2 separate regions of the Mus musculus genome follow, and region 1 is linked to region 2. The links are chromatin loops, found by intact Hi-C in ENCODE. Cell type or tissue: gastrocnemius. All regions are shown on one strand.

Region 1 (8,000 bases), 91 kb after region 2:
AGAGAATTTTGGCCCCTGAAGAGCTGAAAATGCTGAGTGTAACTCTCGGTGCTCTTGTTTCTCTGACTGTAAACAGTAAGCAAGCCATCAGCCAGCAGGCACTTCCTGTCTTGGGACCTGTCGCAGCGACCTTTGCCTGATTTCTCTTGACAAGCAGTCATTTAGGATTCTAATAAGAAATGCTTAACTTTTTTTTTTTTCAAGACATGGTTTCTCTGTGTACCTTTGGCTGCTCTGAAACTCACTCTGCCTGCCTCTGCCTCCTAAGTCCTGGGAATAAAAGTGTGCACCACCACCACCCTGATAAGGAATGCTAACTTCATTTGCTTCCTTTGGTTCCCGGGGGCATGCTGAAAGCTAGTACAGACAGGAGGAAGCCACTGGTGGGCAATGTCCCTATAAACTGGTGTTTGTCTGGTCTTCCTTGCCACCTCTGGGCATTTGATATCTGTAGTTTCCTGCCCTGCTACTGAAGCCTGGCTCATGCATGCCTTGTGAGTAGTAAGGCAGCCTTTGCCTGAAGGACCCCTAGGGAGTACTTTTGGTTGGTGAGGTAGGATCAGGGGTCTCTAAGGTGGGCCTAGTCCCTGGCTAATCTCTCTGCCTGTTTGTCTTCCCTGCCCTGCTCCAGGGAGCATCCCATCTTCTTCATGTTCATTCAGATTGCCATCATCTCTATCTTCAAGTCCTATCCAACTGTGGGGGATGTGGCCCTCTACATGGCTTTCTTCCCTGTGTGGAACCATCTCTACAGATGTGAGTATTCTGACTTTCCTCACTAGGGATAGATTCAAGTGCAGCTAACTGCTAGGCGAAATAGCTGGGAGAAGGAATTGATATGCATTTACTGGGCACCCATTGCTGGTAGCACCGAGAAAGAGGAGGCCACTGAAGCATGCATGTGCCTCTGTGCCTCCTGGTCCTGTGGTCAGTGACAAAGAACAATCGCTTAGAGCATGTGACTGTGTTCCTGACTGCTGTTGGTCATTTTGTCTTTGCATCAGCTTTGGAGGTAAGTATTTCCTTATACAGATGAGAAAACTGAGGTACAAAAAGATAGAGCCACTTGTTCAAGGTCCTGTGACTGCTAAATAGAAAGACTAGGAATTGGAGCCTAGCTCTCTAGGCCTTGCCCAGTGCTGTCCAACCTCGCTGTTTGTAATGATGACCGTGTCTAGTCTGTATTCTAATAGAGTGGCTACTAATATTATACAGAAACTAAGTTTTTTCTTTCTTTTCTCCTCTATTTCCAGCTTTGTGGCATAGGGTTTCATATTGCCCAAACTGGCCTTAAGCTCACTGTATAGCTGAAGATTACCTTGAACTCCTGATCCTTCTGCCTTCACCTCTCAGATCCAGGTTTACTGGTGTATACTGTCATGGACAGATTTTTTTCCATTAGTTTATTTGTTTGTTTGTTTGAGACAGATCCTAGACTGTAGCCAAGGCTATCCTGAAACTCACTATATAGCCTAGGCTGTCCTAAAATTAGAAGAAGTCATCCTATCTTAACTTCCTGAATACTGAGACTACAAAGAAGAGCCATGGTGTCAGTAGAAACTGAAATTCTTGTTTAAAATTAAATGTATGAAGCTACATGTGACCAAGCTTCTTATTGGACAGTGGTCAAGCTTCTTATTGAACAAGTGCAACTGTAGCCTTTGGCTATGAACATAGGACTTCCTGCTTCCTATAAAGACCCTTCTCAATTCTACCCATTTCTCCCGAGGCTCCTGTAGGGTAAGATATCCTTACACCCAACATGGATTCTAACACAAAAGAATCAGCAAATGACAGGGCAGTGTGGCACACAACTTTAATGCTAGTACTTGGGAGGCAGAGGCAGGAGGATCTCTGAGTTTGAGGCCAGCCTGTTCAGCATAGTGAAGCCAAGACTACACAGAGAAACCTTGTCTTGAAAAACAACAACAATCGAAAAAGGGGGGAAAAGAGTCTGCAAATGTATGTAGAAGGCTGCTGAAGCCTCCCCTCCCCGTGAGGGAAGCAGAGCCCAGGTACCTTCCTGGTTCTCTCAAGGAGCTGCGATATGCAGCCAAGCGTCAGAAGCGAACTCCTAGAGCAAGCTGCCCAAGAAGTTAGTTCCTGTTGTTTTGTCTGGGTGTCAAGCAGGAAGTGAAACTGACCAGCTGTGAGTAGGAAACCTACCTGTGAGTGTAGCCCCGGAGTGAAGGTAAACAGTGAAGTGGGCAGACCACGCCCAGGCCAGGTGTGTCTCTCAGGCCTGGTTAGAATGGTGACCAATCTGAGCTGACTGAGAGGAGGTGGCATCTTCTGCTTGTGACATCCTCATTTCACAGATAAGAATCACCCAGTGATGAATCACAGGCAATTGGAATATATAGACATGCCTTGGTCTGTGGGAGGGTAGGGCTTCAGGCACTGGTCTTTCCCTGTCCCAACCAGGTTGTTTTCGTTAGCTGTCCGTCCTAAAGAGGGCATTGCCCTTCCTCAGAGGCGTTGTGTAGCATTCTCACGTTGCTGAATTCAGTTTGTAGACAGACAGACTACAGCTTGAGTCTACACTCTGCCTTTCCCAGGCAGCTTCTTTAGCCTTTCTGCGCCTCTGAGTTTTCCTTTTCCGTCCATGAGATGAAGAGAGTAAGTGGAGCTTTCTGGCATGGATCTATAACCCTAACACTTAAGAGGCTGAAGCGGGAGGATAGCAAGTTTGAGGTTAGCCAAGGCTACAAAAGGGAATTCCAGGCCATATGAGACCTGACTCAAAAAAAAAAAAAGTATTTTTCATGGATTTTTTTGGGGGTGTTTTTGTTTTTTGGGTTTTTTTGTTTGTTTGGTTGGTTGGTTGGTTTGGTTTTTCGAGACAGAGTTTCTCTGTGTATCCCTGGCTGTCCTGGAACTCGCTCTGTAGACCAGGCTGCCTCCCAAGTGCTGGGGTTAAAGGCGTGCACCACCACTGCACGGCATGGATATTTTTTTAAGTTTGAAAAAAGAAAATATGTTAATGGCACTGCAGTTATCATCAGTGATAATTAACCAGGGTATCCCCTGCATATTTCCACCATCAAAGCTGCCGGTATAGCAGCCAGGGACATTGAAATAAATATTTTTAAAACTTGAAATAAATTATTTTATGCCCACAGAGATGATGGGGCAGAGAAAGAGGAAATTTCCAGAAACCTAGATGATCTTATAGGCTCTACTAAGTAGAGAGAGGCATCAAGTGGTTGTGCAAGGACTTCATAGACACAGCATATCCTAAGTTCCTGCAGAGCATAGTAGTCAGCATGCTTTGTGCTGTGTGCACTGTCCAGGGACTCCTAATGTTTGGAGCATCTGTTTGGGATTTGTCCTCTCACTAAGTGACTTTAGCTCTGGCCTTGGGACCCTGAGTAGACATTTTGTGAAGTCTTTTGTTCTAGTTGAATATAGTTAATATTGTAGAATGTCCCATTGAAATACTAGCTGCTAGTATTGATCTCCCAGGTCCCACCTTACCTATTTTCTTGCATTGGCCAGTGGAAGAGAAAAGAAGAATAGGCCCTGCTCTGGACATGTCTTTAATCCCGGCACTTGGGAGGCAGAGGCAGGTGGATCTCTGAGTCGAAGGCCAGTCTGGCTTACTGAGTGAGTTCCAGGACAGCCGGGACTATCTTCAAAAACAAAAACAAATAAATCAATAAATATATCACAGTCATTGGCTTCTGAAGCCTTGAGTCAGGATGAGTCAGACAAGACAAACGCATACTTGTGGTATTAGAGAACAGCCTGCTGGCAGAGCTGGTGCCAGCCTGCAGTGGCCCAGCTGCAAAGCCAGCTACCACAGGGCTCAGGGCTGGAGTTGAACATGTGTTGTATTTTTTTTTTAATTAGCTATTGTATAAAGGTAAAAGAATGTTGATTAAAATACAAATAAATTATAAGCATTATGCTGTAAGTTCCTATATATCTAGCATGTAATTTAAGAAAAGAACATCTCTTTGACCTTTGAAGCCCCCTAATTCCCTCTATTACCCTCCTGATGAGACTAGATACTTTTGGTGACATTTTATTTCTAAATGCCTGAGGCTCGAGAGGGAAAGGGCCTTGTCAGAAGCCCCTGTTCTTCAGTGTGGTGCAGCAGATTGGATAAGCCACCCAGTGACTGTCTGGGGAACTTGACTCCATCTGACCTAGCAGGTCTGATGAAGGGTGTAGGCCCTGGTCATCTCTGACGCCTCCTGGTGCCTGGAACAAGCTGTACTGTGCCCCAGGTCCCCAGTTCCATCTGCTCTGGCATAGAGCTTTAATCTTTCAGCCTTCCAGCCAGCAAGAGTGAGTAGCAGTTCCCTGTTCCTGCAAAGGTCACCATTGGCCTGAATCCAACTAGATGCCAGCGAAGGTCTTCCAAGCACATTGAAATGTCTCTTTGCAGCCCACAGGCTGCACTCATGGCCTCTTTCATCTCTGTACTTGGGTCTCTTTCCTGTCACCCATCTGAAGCCTTTGTCTCCAGCCATGTTGTACCCAAGAGGGGAGGTTGAAGAGTAGAAGACAGGTGTCTTCATGGAATGCCTCACTATTAGGCTTAGAAGCATTCGCAGAATTGCTGATTGCGCCAGTTTTTTTTTTTTTTAAAGATTTATTTATATATGTAAGTACACTGTAGCTATCTTCAGATGCACCAGAAGAGGGAGTCAGATCTCATTATGGGTGGTTGTGAGCCACCATGTGGTTGCTGGGATTTGAACTCAGGACCTTTGGAAGAACAGTCGAGTGCTCTTACCTGCTGAGCCATCTCACCAGCCCCCTGATTGCGCCAGTTTTAAGGCAGACAAGCCTTTGGTGGGCGGAAAGTCTTCAAATACAGATCCCCAGCAATTGTGGGCATGGGAAACCATTCACCTGGCTCTGAGGTTTGTTCCTAGCACACAGTGTTCTGGGAGTGCTCTGCCTTTGAGCCATCTGAGCTCCCTGTCCTGTGACTATCACAGCAAAAAGGGTATGAGAGACTGAGTGCCAGGCTAACTGACCACTTGTCTTTGCAGTCCTGCGGAACATCTTCGTCCTCACCTGCATCATCATCGTCTGCTCTCTTCTCTTCCCTGTCCTGTGGCACCTATGGATTTATGCAGGAAGTGCCAACTCTAATTTCTTTTATGCCATCACACTGACCTTCAATGTTGGGCAGGTAAGAGTTGAGGGTCGCACAGGGTCAGGGTGTCATTTTGAGTCTCAGGCTATCAGCTGAGGCCCTGGGTTCCCACCCTGTAGTTTTGACTATGCAGGGGTGTGTGGGGTGGCAGTTCCTCTGCCTTTGATCTCACTTGGGTAGAAGGAGCAGGAGAGTGAACAGCATGAAGTTGAATCTGTCATACATGTATTAGGTACCGTGATGAGCGTTGCTTCAGTAAGGCCTTACAACAAATCTAGAGAAAGATATCGTTATCCATAGTTTATAGTTGAAGGACTGAGGCTCTCATTCATGGTCAGTAGAGCTAAGAAACAAATTCAGTAAGCCCCAGCTTCAGAGGCACCCCCTTTTATTATCCTGTTAGCACTGACAGTACGTCAAGTGTAATATGGTGAACAGGTCGGGGTGAAGACAGCTTTGTGGGCTTTGAGGACAGTAAAAGCAAAAGCAAGGAGCTTAGGAATGGGATGGGATTCCTGTTGGCTGCACAATAAAACAACAGTGTCTCATACAGCCCAGGCCAGCTTCCAAGTAACTATGCAGCCAAGGAAGACCTTCATCTTCTGATCCTCCTGCCTCCACCTCCTGAGTTTTCATCACCATCCCTGGTTTGGTTTTTTTTGTTGTTGTTGTTGGTTTTTATTTTTATTTTTTTGGTTTTTCGAGACAGGGTCTCTCTGTGTAGCCCTGGCTGTCCTGGAACTCACTTGTAGACCAAGCTGGCATCGAACTCAGAAATCCACCTGCCTTTGCCTCCCAAGTGCTAGGGTTAAAGGCGTGCGCCCGGCTCCATCCCTGATTTATGTAGTGCTGGGGATAGAATCCAGGGCTTTCTGGATGCTTGGCAAGCATTCTAACAATTAAGCTATATCCCTGGCCCCTGTTGTTTTATTTTTTATTTTATTTGTTTAAAGATGTATTTATTTATTATATGTAAGTACACTGTAGCTGTCTTTAGACACTCCAGAAGAGAGCGTCAGATCTAGTTACGGATGATTTGCTGGGATTTGAACTCAGGACCTTTGGAAGAGCAGTCAGTGCTCTTAACTTCCAGCCTGGGACTGGTGTTTCCTGTGTAGATGTGGCTGAAGGATTTTCATCCAATTCAACCATATATGGTATATGAACAGCAAACGAGAGGTCTCAGCCCTAGTGGTAGTTTCTGACAGTGAATGTCCTGCCAGGGCAGAGATCTGCAGGATTCAATGCGGTGTAAAATACCCCAGGGCCAGGGGGTGCTTGTGCTTACCTGAGCCCCTTCCTTCTGCACACATCCCAGCATCTGCCTGTTATCTCGGCTCTCTAGTTTTGCTCAAGAAATGAAATTGGCAGTGTTTTTTGAGGCAGCCATGCGACTTGCCAGATCACAGCTTTCTCTTCTGTGGCTGCCTCTGTGAGAGGAAGGTCCCTTAATACCGGGGGCTACTTGTAACTCATCAGGTGACATCAAAAGCAAGAGAAACTTACTTAGTGGAAAAGAGGGATTGGGGTTGAGCTAGAGACCAAAGGCAATAGGCCCGGTTTTATATTTGTAGCTGAACTATAGCGATCAGCCAAAGTCTCGGCATCTTTTCTTACCTTTAAAGGTTAAGAAAAAACTTTTTATTACTGTGTGTGCGCTTGCCCTAGGAGGTCAAAAGAGAGCATCATCTTTCCTAGAGCTGCAGTCATAGGAGGATTGAGCCACTGAACGAACCTCCTGAGACCCACACTTTGGTCCTTTGCAAAAGCAGAAAGCACTCTTAAGCATTGAGCCATTTTCCAGCCCCCAACCTTATGTTTTGAGAAAAGTCTCTCACCAGAACTCGGGGCTCACCAAGTTAAGTTAGGCTAATCAGCCAGTAAGTTCCCCGGATCGTCCTGTCCACCTCTGGGTTACAAAAACGTGCCACCAGGCCTGGCTTTTCATGTGGGTGCTGGAAGTCCACCCGGTGCTCCCATGCTTGCATGGGAAGCTCTATATTGACTGAGGACTCTCCTCAGCTCCATCATCTCTTAACCTTTATTTACTCACTTGTTTATTTTCATTTTATGTGTTTGAGCATTTTGTCTTTGTATGTCCCAGGTGTGTTCCTGGTGCCCATAGAGGCCAAAAGAGGACATAGGCTTCCCAGTAATTGGAGTTATGGGTGTTGTAAGCCACCCCAAGAGTGCTGGATTGACCCTGAATCCTCTGGAAGAGCAGCCAGTGCTTTTAACTGAAGAGCTTTTTTCCAGCCCACATTTCTTACCCTTTAAAAACATTTTGAATGCATTTTTAATCACATAAGTAATAAATTTATTGTTGTTACGGGAAAGAAATCAAACAAAAAAAATGTGAAATGGAAAATAGAGTTCCAAGGTTAGGCCTGTAGCTCAGCAGTGACGTGCTGGAGTAGCAGGCTCGAAACCCAAGGTTAGATCCCCAGTGTGGACGTCTGACGGTGGGTGTGGCAGGGCGCACATGGCACAATGCTTGCTTGCACTGAGGAGCAAGATCAGAGCTCAGTGTCACCCTTTCCTCTGAAACACGGTCAGGACTTTCCTGGATTAATAGTAACACCATCTTAAACAAACAAACTAATAGAAGTCTTTATTGGGATTTAGGAATCTACTCAGTGTACAGTGTTTGCCTAGCGATCTTTGCTTTTGTGTTGGGAGGTGCGTGCAAGCACGTGTGTGTTTGTTGGGTGGGGAGACCATAGTTGATGTTGGGTGTCTTCTTCAGTCACCCTTCACCTTATTTTTTGAGATAGCATTTCTCCCTAAACCTGGCACTTGCCAATTCAGCTGTACGGGCCAGCCAGTGAGCTCTAGGACCCTGTCTTTGCTTCCCCAGGGCTGTGATTAATGTACGTTACTACACATG
Region 2 (8,000 bases):
TTGGAGAAAGCGCAGGTTGCCCTTTGATGTAATTGGGACTCACTCTAGAAACAGGTCCCTCTGACATCCGTAGTTTTGGCAAAGTGCTGGTAGTACTGACTTTAATACAAACTGGTACAAATTTCTCTAGGGTCTCTGAAACCACAAATCAAGACAGACTCTCTAACCTCCTCCTGTCTAGGGTTGCATAGGACTTTGTGAATTCTGGTTCCCTTGTGTATTCAAGTTCTGTGGTTTAAGAAAAAAAAAAATTCCTGAAGCATGCTCAAGGTGAAAGGCACATACACAGTCAATACAGTATGACAGGGTCTGATGCTTCAGGAGTCAGACTAGCAGGAGACTGAGTAGTGTTGGTTCTTAGACATCTATACACAACAAAAATATTGCCACACTCAAATGCTATAGCATCTATAGGAAAGTACAAAAGAAAAATAAGCCTTGCAACCAGATGAGAAATTGGAGGGGTCTAGAACTACCGGAGCTTTGAGAAATTAGGTCAGGAGCGAGGCCTTCTGAAATTTGAGCCAAATGCCCTATCAAGCTTCCTACAGCAGCAAGATCATGGACATTTGCCCAGGACTAAGCCTAGGCCCCAACTGGCAGTGAGGAGTAGACAAGAAGGGCAAGAGGGAGCTTCAGCTCTTAAAAATGCTGAAGATCCTAAGCTGGCTGGGAAGTGACCTTAGGACAGTTGGAAGAGTAAGTATACTACTAGGTTGTAACTGAAGAACTTGGGACAGGAACTAATAGGGCTCTAATAAGCTAGTGTAAAATTTTGATCTGCTTATAGTTCCCATTTGGCTTACTGGGCTAGGAGACCCTAGCAGGGCTTCCTCTGTCCCCATCCTGGGGACATCCTCTCCCATCCCACATGAAGCCTAGTAAGAAAGGATCAAAGAGGGCAGCTACTTTTACCCTCGTAGGAATGCAGTTTTCTCCAACCCTGGCTTGGCTCTGAGACCTGAAACCTGGGGTTGGAGGGAAGGGAAGACCTGTGTTAGTGTAACAGGACATCTAAAGGTTTTAAGGAAGGAAGAGCACACACTTTAAAAAGGACAGCTAGAAAGAACCGGAAACAACTTGGGGCATCCCAAGAGGCTGTTGCTGGTGTCTGAGCCCCACCACAAGAAAGAAGAAGCTGGCAACCCCATCCCTGTGCCCTACCCAAGAATTCCTTACTCCAGATATTGAATTAGAAAGGGGGGAGGGATTATAGGGCACTCAGAAAGAGCCCTGTGGGAGAACATTAAGAAGACTCTTGAAGGCCCTGAATCTCTGTAAGAAAAATTTGGGAATTGGGACAGTGAGGCTCCTGGCCTCCTCTACCCAGGAGTGTTTATTATCCAGCCATATTGAACAAAGTATGAAATATAAGGCCAGAGGCAAGATAAAGGCAGAGCTGTCAGTCTGGGGATGGCTTTACCTCATAGTTGTCCTCCTTAGCATCATGCCTCCTCATTCTTGCCTTGGGGTGTGTTTCCTTTTCCCTGCCTGGAAATCCTCTGGCCTGCATCTCTCCTAAGCTAATTCTAGCACCTTGGGCATATGAACAGAGATGGTCAGGATGATGGGGCCTTACCCAGCTTCTACTCCTGGGGTGGCATGACAAGGTAAGGTGACAAGGTACAAGCCCTTCGGACTCCAGACTCACAGGGACAGGGGTGGGTAGGGGTTACTCCTGAAGGACAAATTTCAGGGAGGGGGGAACCCTGGAAGGCAGGATTATAGGAAAAGGAAATGGGGGCAGACTCCAGGCTCAGGCCTAAGACCAGGGCTTAGCTACTCTGACCAAGCACAATACCAGCTCCCAAGATGCCCTGCTCCCTGCTACTTCTCAACCCACCTGTCCCCATCTGCGGCCCCCACTAGGCTGCCTGTTTCCCTCCATTCCCTTCACCTTATCTAACTTACAACTCACTCTCCTCTTCCACATACTTAAACTTTCTAGGCCTAAGCAGCAATAAGGAGCCCAGCCCCCAGGGCAGAGAAAGGGGGAAAACTGAAATCAAAACCCATGCCTGATCCCTGACTACAGGATGAGGACAATGGCCCAGGCCTGGCAGGTTGCACCTGCAGGATTGGGAGGGAATTGCCAGGAATGAAAAAAAGGGAACAAGAGTGGGAGCGATCCCAAACAGAAGAGTAAGTCTTGGAAAGTAGGAGCTGAAGCGGAGAAGGTGCCAAGTCAGGGTCTTAGGAATCGGGTGGGCTAAGAGGGAAAAGGTGAAGGGGCGAGAGACAAGAATAGAGGTCCTAAAAAGAAGCATGGGAGAGTGGGTGTGGGGAGTGTGAGGGTGGAGAATCAGACACTGAGAAAGGAGGGAGGATGACCCAGGATGAGAGAGGTTAATAGGTGAGTTAGACTATAAACAGGGAAGTAGAGGGCCATCACCCCACCTCAAAACTTAGGAAGGAGGGAGGTTGTAGTATCCAGATGGAGGCGGGTGGACCCCCCAACACCCTCGAGCAGCACACTGGCTGCTGCAGAGGAGGCGGATGGGACCAGGAGTCGGCGAGGGATTCGCGGTGCAGCAGGGGCGCTCAGTAGTTGAACTGGCGCTGGCACGGCTGGTAAATAAAGCTGCCCTGGTGCTTGGGCCGGCGCGAACGGCTCTCCCGGGCGCGATTCTGCCGTTGCAACACTTTAGCACTCAATGTGTGGCGCTCAGCCCGCTGTCGGGCTCTCTGCAGCCTCCGCACCTGGCCAGCCTTCTCCAGCAGCACAGCTCGAGCGGGCATAGGAGCAGCTGCGTGGTGCAAGGCCCTGGGTTCCCGGAGGGCAGGCGCCAGCTCTCTGCAGAAACAGAGTACAACTCTGTCAGAGAGGGAAGAGATCAGGGTTGGCATCCCACACCCTATTTCTGCGGGGCAGACCACTGAGGGGTACAAATTCTTCCTTTAATCACAATTAGAGTTGTGATTAAGCACCTGGCACAGGTAACTAGGCAGAACAGGGAAAAAACCCTGACCCCCCAATACAAGTCCTACTCTGATTCTGTCTGGCAGATCAGGCTGGTCCCTCCCAATCCTCTGAGCCAGGGCTCTCCCAAGCCCCACCTTAGCCACAAGACCACGCCTCTTTTCCTTCAGCCCTTTATCCCAAGGACACGCCCCTGCTAGTCTCCTAGACCCTAGCCTCCAGTCTCCACCCTCAACCCACTCACCCATCGCTGAGGTCCTGATCAGGCAAGGCAGCTTCAGGGTGAGGGGAAGGTGGCCCAGACTCCAGCACTATGGTGCTGCCGGTGACATAAACGGACATGCTGGGATGCTCAATGAGGAGGTCCTCCAGCGGATTGCTCTGGAGGCGGGCAGGCCCAAGGCCGGGCCCCTCTGCAGTAAAACAGGCGGGAGGGGTAACAAACCAGCTCTCATCCATCAAGGAGGGCGCGGGTGGAGGGCGGCCTGCAGGAGCAGGCGAGGCCCCGGGGTCGGGAGGAGCTGTATAGCTGTCTATAGGGTGTGGGAATGGGAAGCCATGCAGAGGAGAGGGAGCAGCAGGGTGGGACACACATACACACACACACATATGCCAGACACATGGGATGGGGAGAGAAAGGGCATCGTTAGTCAGACCTGCACCTCTATCCATCGTGCCCAGAGAGCACCTGAAGGCCAGGATCCTTAGCCCACCGCCCTAGGTGTCCCAGGTGTGTGCCCCAACAAATGGCAGGAGCCAGAGCTTTCAAGAGAAGGGTCTGTGTTACCTCACCTCTGGGCTCACGGCTTCTACTTTAATTTTTCCAGTAGGCCTAGGGGGACTCCAACATCCAAATAGCCCTCTTCCCCTCTATATTGCAACACCTCCTGTCCTCATTATGCTCATAGACTAGGGAATCAAGAGTGCTGGATCCTGACTCAAGCCTCACCCTGTAGGTCGATGATGAGCCAGCCATCCACTTCATCCTCCTCAGAGACAAAGGCCCCCGGACAGTTGGAGTCTTCAGGAGGCGCAGGGGTGTTGAAGAAAAGGCTGGTGAAGCGCTGGAACATGGTCAGCGGGTGAAGCAACCTCAAGGGGGCGCCCTATGGCAGTTTAAAGCCCTGAGAAGCATAGAAAGACATTAGTAGAAGCACGAACTAAAGTCAGCCCTTCAGTTGGTAGCTGGAGACAAGGCTATAGCCCCTAGCTGCCAGAGCAGTAATAGCAGAGAAGCTCTTGGTGTGTGTGCTTTTCTGCATTCAGTGGGTGTTCCTGTATGCACTTAGAAAGGTGCTGGGTCTTTGTTTTCTCATCTGTCAAATGACAATCGTAATAAGACTTAAATGAGGAAACACTTAATGACATGTTTAGAACAGTGCCTGAGCACACAGTAAACATTCAATAAGCTAATAAACTTGGTGTTATGACAGGGTGCTTTGGGGATATGGAAGAAGTGATATATATGACCAAGCTTTGCCAGGGTAAGTCTCTAGAGGAAGATAACAGCCAACCTGGGCTTTGAGGAGTAAATAGGAATTTTCCATTAAGGGAAAAAAATTGTTCTTATTACCATCATCATAATTAATATTCCTGTGTCAGTAACATACAACACTATACTAAGAAACCTGGTCCATTTTTCCTTATATCCTCACAGTGTGTGAAAGGGCAAGCCTGGAATCTTAGGACTTAGGGGCTAGAGGCAAGAGGACAAGAGTTCAAAGACATGAAGACCTCCTGTCTATTATCCTAGCACTTAGAAGGTAGAGGCAGGGGGATCAGAGTCCAAGTCCTGCTTAGGCTACATAGTGAGTTAAAGGCCAGTCTGAACTACATGGGGCCCTACCTAAAAAAAAAAAAAAAAAAAAAAAAAATAGTTCCTGGCTACATAAGATCCTGTCAAAGGGACTGAAAAGGAGTGGGAGGAAGAGAAAAAATTTTTTCTGATAGAGAGATAAATAAAACAAAGCCCAGAGAGCTGGAGAGATGGTTCAGTAGTCAAGAGCACCGACTGTTCTTCCAGAGGTCCTGAGTTCAATTCCCAGCAACCACATGGTGGCTCACAACCAGCTGTGATGGGATCGGATGCTCTCTTCTGGTGTGGCTGAAGACAACAACAGTGTACTCACATACATTTAATTAATTAATTTTTTTAAAAGGCCCAGCGAAATAAGATAACTACCTAAAGTCTCACAGCTAGTGAAAGACACAGGTAGTATTTGAACCTAATAGCATCCGTAATCACTACAGTTCTACAATCTTTTTTTTTTTTTTTTTTTTTTTGGGTTTTTCGAGACAGGGTTTCTCTGTGTAGCCCTGGCTGTCCTGGAACTCACTTTGTAGACCAGGCTGGCCTCGAATTCAGAAATCCGCCTGCCTCTGCCTCCCGAGTGCTGGGATTAAAGGCGAGTGCCACCACGCCCGGCTCAGTTCTACAATCTTACCATGAGATTGGGCAACCCTCAGATGAGGAGGACCTGTGCCTACAGGTCTGCCCCACTACTCTAACTCCCCTTTCCCCTAGACTCTTGTTCAAACTCAGCATCACTAGCCAAGAGAAAGAATCCTGTCCAGTGAGACCACATGTCAGTGATAGACAGTGGAAGAAGGAAGCTGTCAGATCCAGGGATCCCTTGAGGATAAACACAAGCTTTGGACCAAGATCCAAGCCTTCAAACCCAAGCCTCCTTCCCTGGACCAAGACAACAAGTCTCCTGTTTTAGGGATGGTGATATCAAATTGGGAACATGAATCTACCCAATAAAGCTATAGCTTAGTGGTGGTGTGGCAATGCAGAATACATACAATCAGAAAAACCTCAACAGGTAATATCCAAAAATATAATACACAGGAAACAGGGAAATCAGACACAGGCCCTGGTCTCTGGTCCCTGTAGATCTCTGGTCCCTGGCATCAAACTTTTGCATGCATTTCCCAGGGTTCACACTGTGCACCAGTCCCTGCAATGAGCCTTTTCAACTGTTGACATGTCAAGTGAGAAGCTCCCTGGTGGAGATCATACAGAAGTGAGTGACAGCCAGGAGAGATGGTAGCAACCAGCCAGCTATGACTGCCCCCCTCCTTTGACCACTAGGAGAGCCTCCTGGGTTTTCTTTCCTAGCCTGCTGGCTTCCTGGTTCTCAGATTCCTGGCTCTGCTCCAGGAAGAACCATTCCCTTAATACTACAGAGGCTGTGCCTAGAATAGCACTGGAGGCCTAAGCCAACCCTAGCCCAGGCCATTCTTGAGCGACCCTCAACCTGGGAAGGACTCCAGATCTACTTACTTGGAAAGTAAGAGACATCCTTCTGTCACTCTGGAAGCAGCCTCAGGAAACAGCATAAGCTCTGCATCACTAATGCCAGGGAAGGGTCTGGTTCTCCCAGCTGACAGCTCTGATGGGAGGCCCACAGAGGGAACTCCCAACTCCCTCTCAACAACATCTGCCCTGGAGACACCTGGAGGCAGGCAACTAGTGACTCACCTTTCTGTGGTCAAAACAGCTGGGAGACGGCCATTTATTGGGTTTTGAAGTAGAAAGAAGGCAGAGGAGGTCAGGGCCTTGTAAGAGACCCAATTTTCAGAGACCTCCTGGGAAAATGTCCAGGATCATGAAGACTGAAGCATCCCATCAAATTGTGGTTGGTGCTGAACCCAAGATAGGGTCCTCAGTAGATGTATGTAAGCATGTAGCTTATACTTCAGCTAAGGAATCTACCACTTAGTGAGTGTGATTCTAATTGGCTGAGATCTCCAGTAAACTACGTCTCTCTGAGTCTCAGTTTCCTCTTCCGTGAAGTGGGGCTTAAGACCCTCAATATTTGTAGGCTGAAAATGACATCAACTCAGGCTCTGCACACATGTCAGGGATTAGAAGGATGTTATTATGTTAGGGGGCGGAGCCTGAAGACAGAGGGGATCCGCTACCATCTGGTAGTGTCTCCAGGACCTGGAGTCTGAAGCTCCATCTACTTACCGCCCTCTCAACTTAAATCGAGCTTTGCTGTCCTACCCTCTCTCAGGTCACAAGGAAAAAACAAATGAGAGGCCTGACCCCAGTCCCTAGATTAGCCCAGGAAACCGCCGAGTCCCTTCGGATCCCGCTTGTCTTTCAGCGTCTCTTCAACCCTCGGCCGGCTGGGCACGACATAGCGCCCACCGGGTCACCAGAGGACAAGCACCCATGCAAGCCTGGAAGGCGGGGCTGGCCTTGGTGACGTCTCAATGTCATATGCAAATAAAGCAACGTCATGGCCTACCGGCTTGGAGCAACCAATAGGGAGCCAAGAACGCAGCTCCGGCTGCCGCCGGCGGAGACAGACAAAGAACGGGAGAGGGGGGCGCAGGGCGTGTCCTGGGGGTGCCCGGAGCCCCCAGCCCGGAGGTCGGGACTCACCTGGGGCCGCTGCAGCAACCGCTGCGCTGAGGTAGTTGTGCGGCCGGGCGTCCCCGGGTCGCCGGTGCTCACAACTGGAGCCGCATACCGGGGACGGGCCGAGAGACGGCGGGGCTCCCGAACGGACGCCCGGAGCTGCTGCGGCCGCTGCGCCCGGGCTCAGGGCACAAATCCGAACGCTTCAACAGCTGATTGTGACGTCACAAAGGGGCCCGCCCGCTCGCGTCAGCGGCCGTCGGGACGGCAGCCAATCACAGGCGCCGAATGCTCTTTCCCCGCCCCTCCGCGGTTTGCCAGCGGGTGGCTGTAGCCCGGGAGCTGCTCTCGGAGCCTCTGTCTGAGTGGAGGTGACGGCCCGAATTCCCTGCCCCCAGTTACCCACAGACCTCACACTGAAAGCGACCCCCCAATTCTTCCTCAAGAATCCCACCTCGCTGCTTTTTCCGCACACATCCCTGCTCCCTCACTTGCCCCAGAGCTCCGCACATCCCTTCTCCTGCATCTTAGGTGCAGGACACCCACCCCACCCACCCCCGCCGCGCTCCATCTGTAAGTCCCTTTTACCCTCCTTGTCCTTTTACCCCACTTCTCTACACTGCCCTACTTGCCTGCTCTCCCTCCTCTATGTTTTTTGTTTTCCCCGCTCCTTTTTACGGTGGGCTTGAGCGGACCTTGCCCCTTCCG

What was found. A loop is a pair of places that touch in the nucleus more often than their neighbours do. Peaks named below come from ENCODE experiments on the same cell type or tissue, not always from the same donor. Only the 100,000 strongest peaks of a DNase experiment are listed, where the experiment ranks them.
Region 1: a loop joins it to region 2, with 2.7 times the contacts of the local background. A loop is called at or near these places in 6 of 42 quality-filtered maps.

Annotation. Positions count from the first base shown.
Region 1 is chr2:155,289,839-155,297,838 of GRCm38, reverse strand. It overlaps Pigu (phosphatidylinositol glycan anchor biosynthesis, class U), which reads left to right. Exons shown (of 12, transcript NM_001004721.1): 10 at 632-756; 11 at 5,007-5,149. Among named protein-coding and RNA genes, the nearest start is that of Map1lc3a, 17 kb to the right of the region's middle. In gastrocnemius, a CTCF peak has its summit at 3,751; a DNase peak (open chromatin) is centred at 4,318; H3K27ac peaks cover 5,367 bases.
Region 2 is chr2:155,381,334-155,389,333 of GRCm38, reverse strand. Trp53inp2 (transformation related protein 53 inducible nuclear protein 2) reads right to left here and starts at 7,478. Exons shown (of 4, transcript NM_178111.3): 1 at 7,317-7,478; 2 at 3,870-4,044; 3 at 3,165-3,453; 4 at 1-2,794. The coding sequence starts at 3,993. The coding sequence ends at 2,542. In gastrocnemius, CTCF peaks have their summits at 4,034 (motif pointing right) and 6,005; DNase peaks (open chromatin) are centred at 6,161, 7,193, 7,563, 7,982 and 3 more places; H3K4me3 peaks cover 6,594 bases; H3K27ac peaks cover 8,000 bases.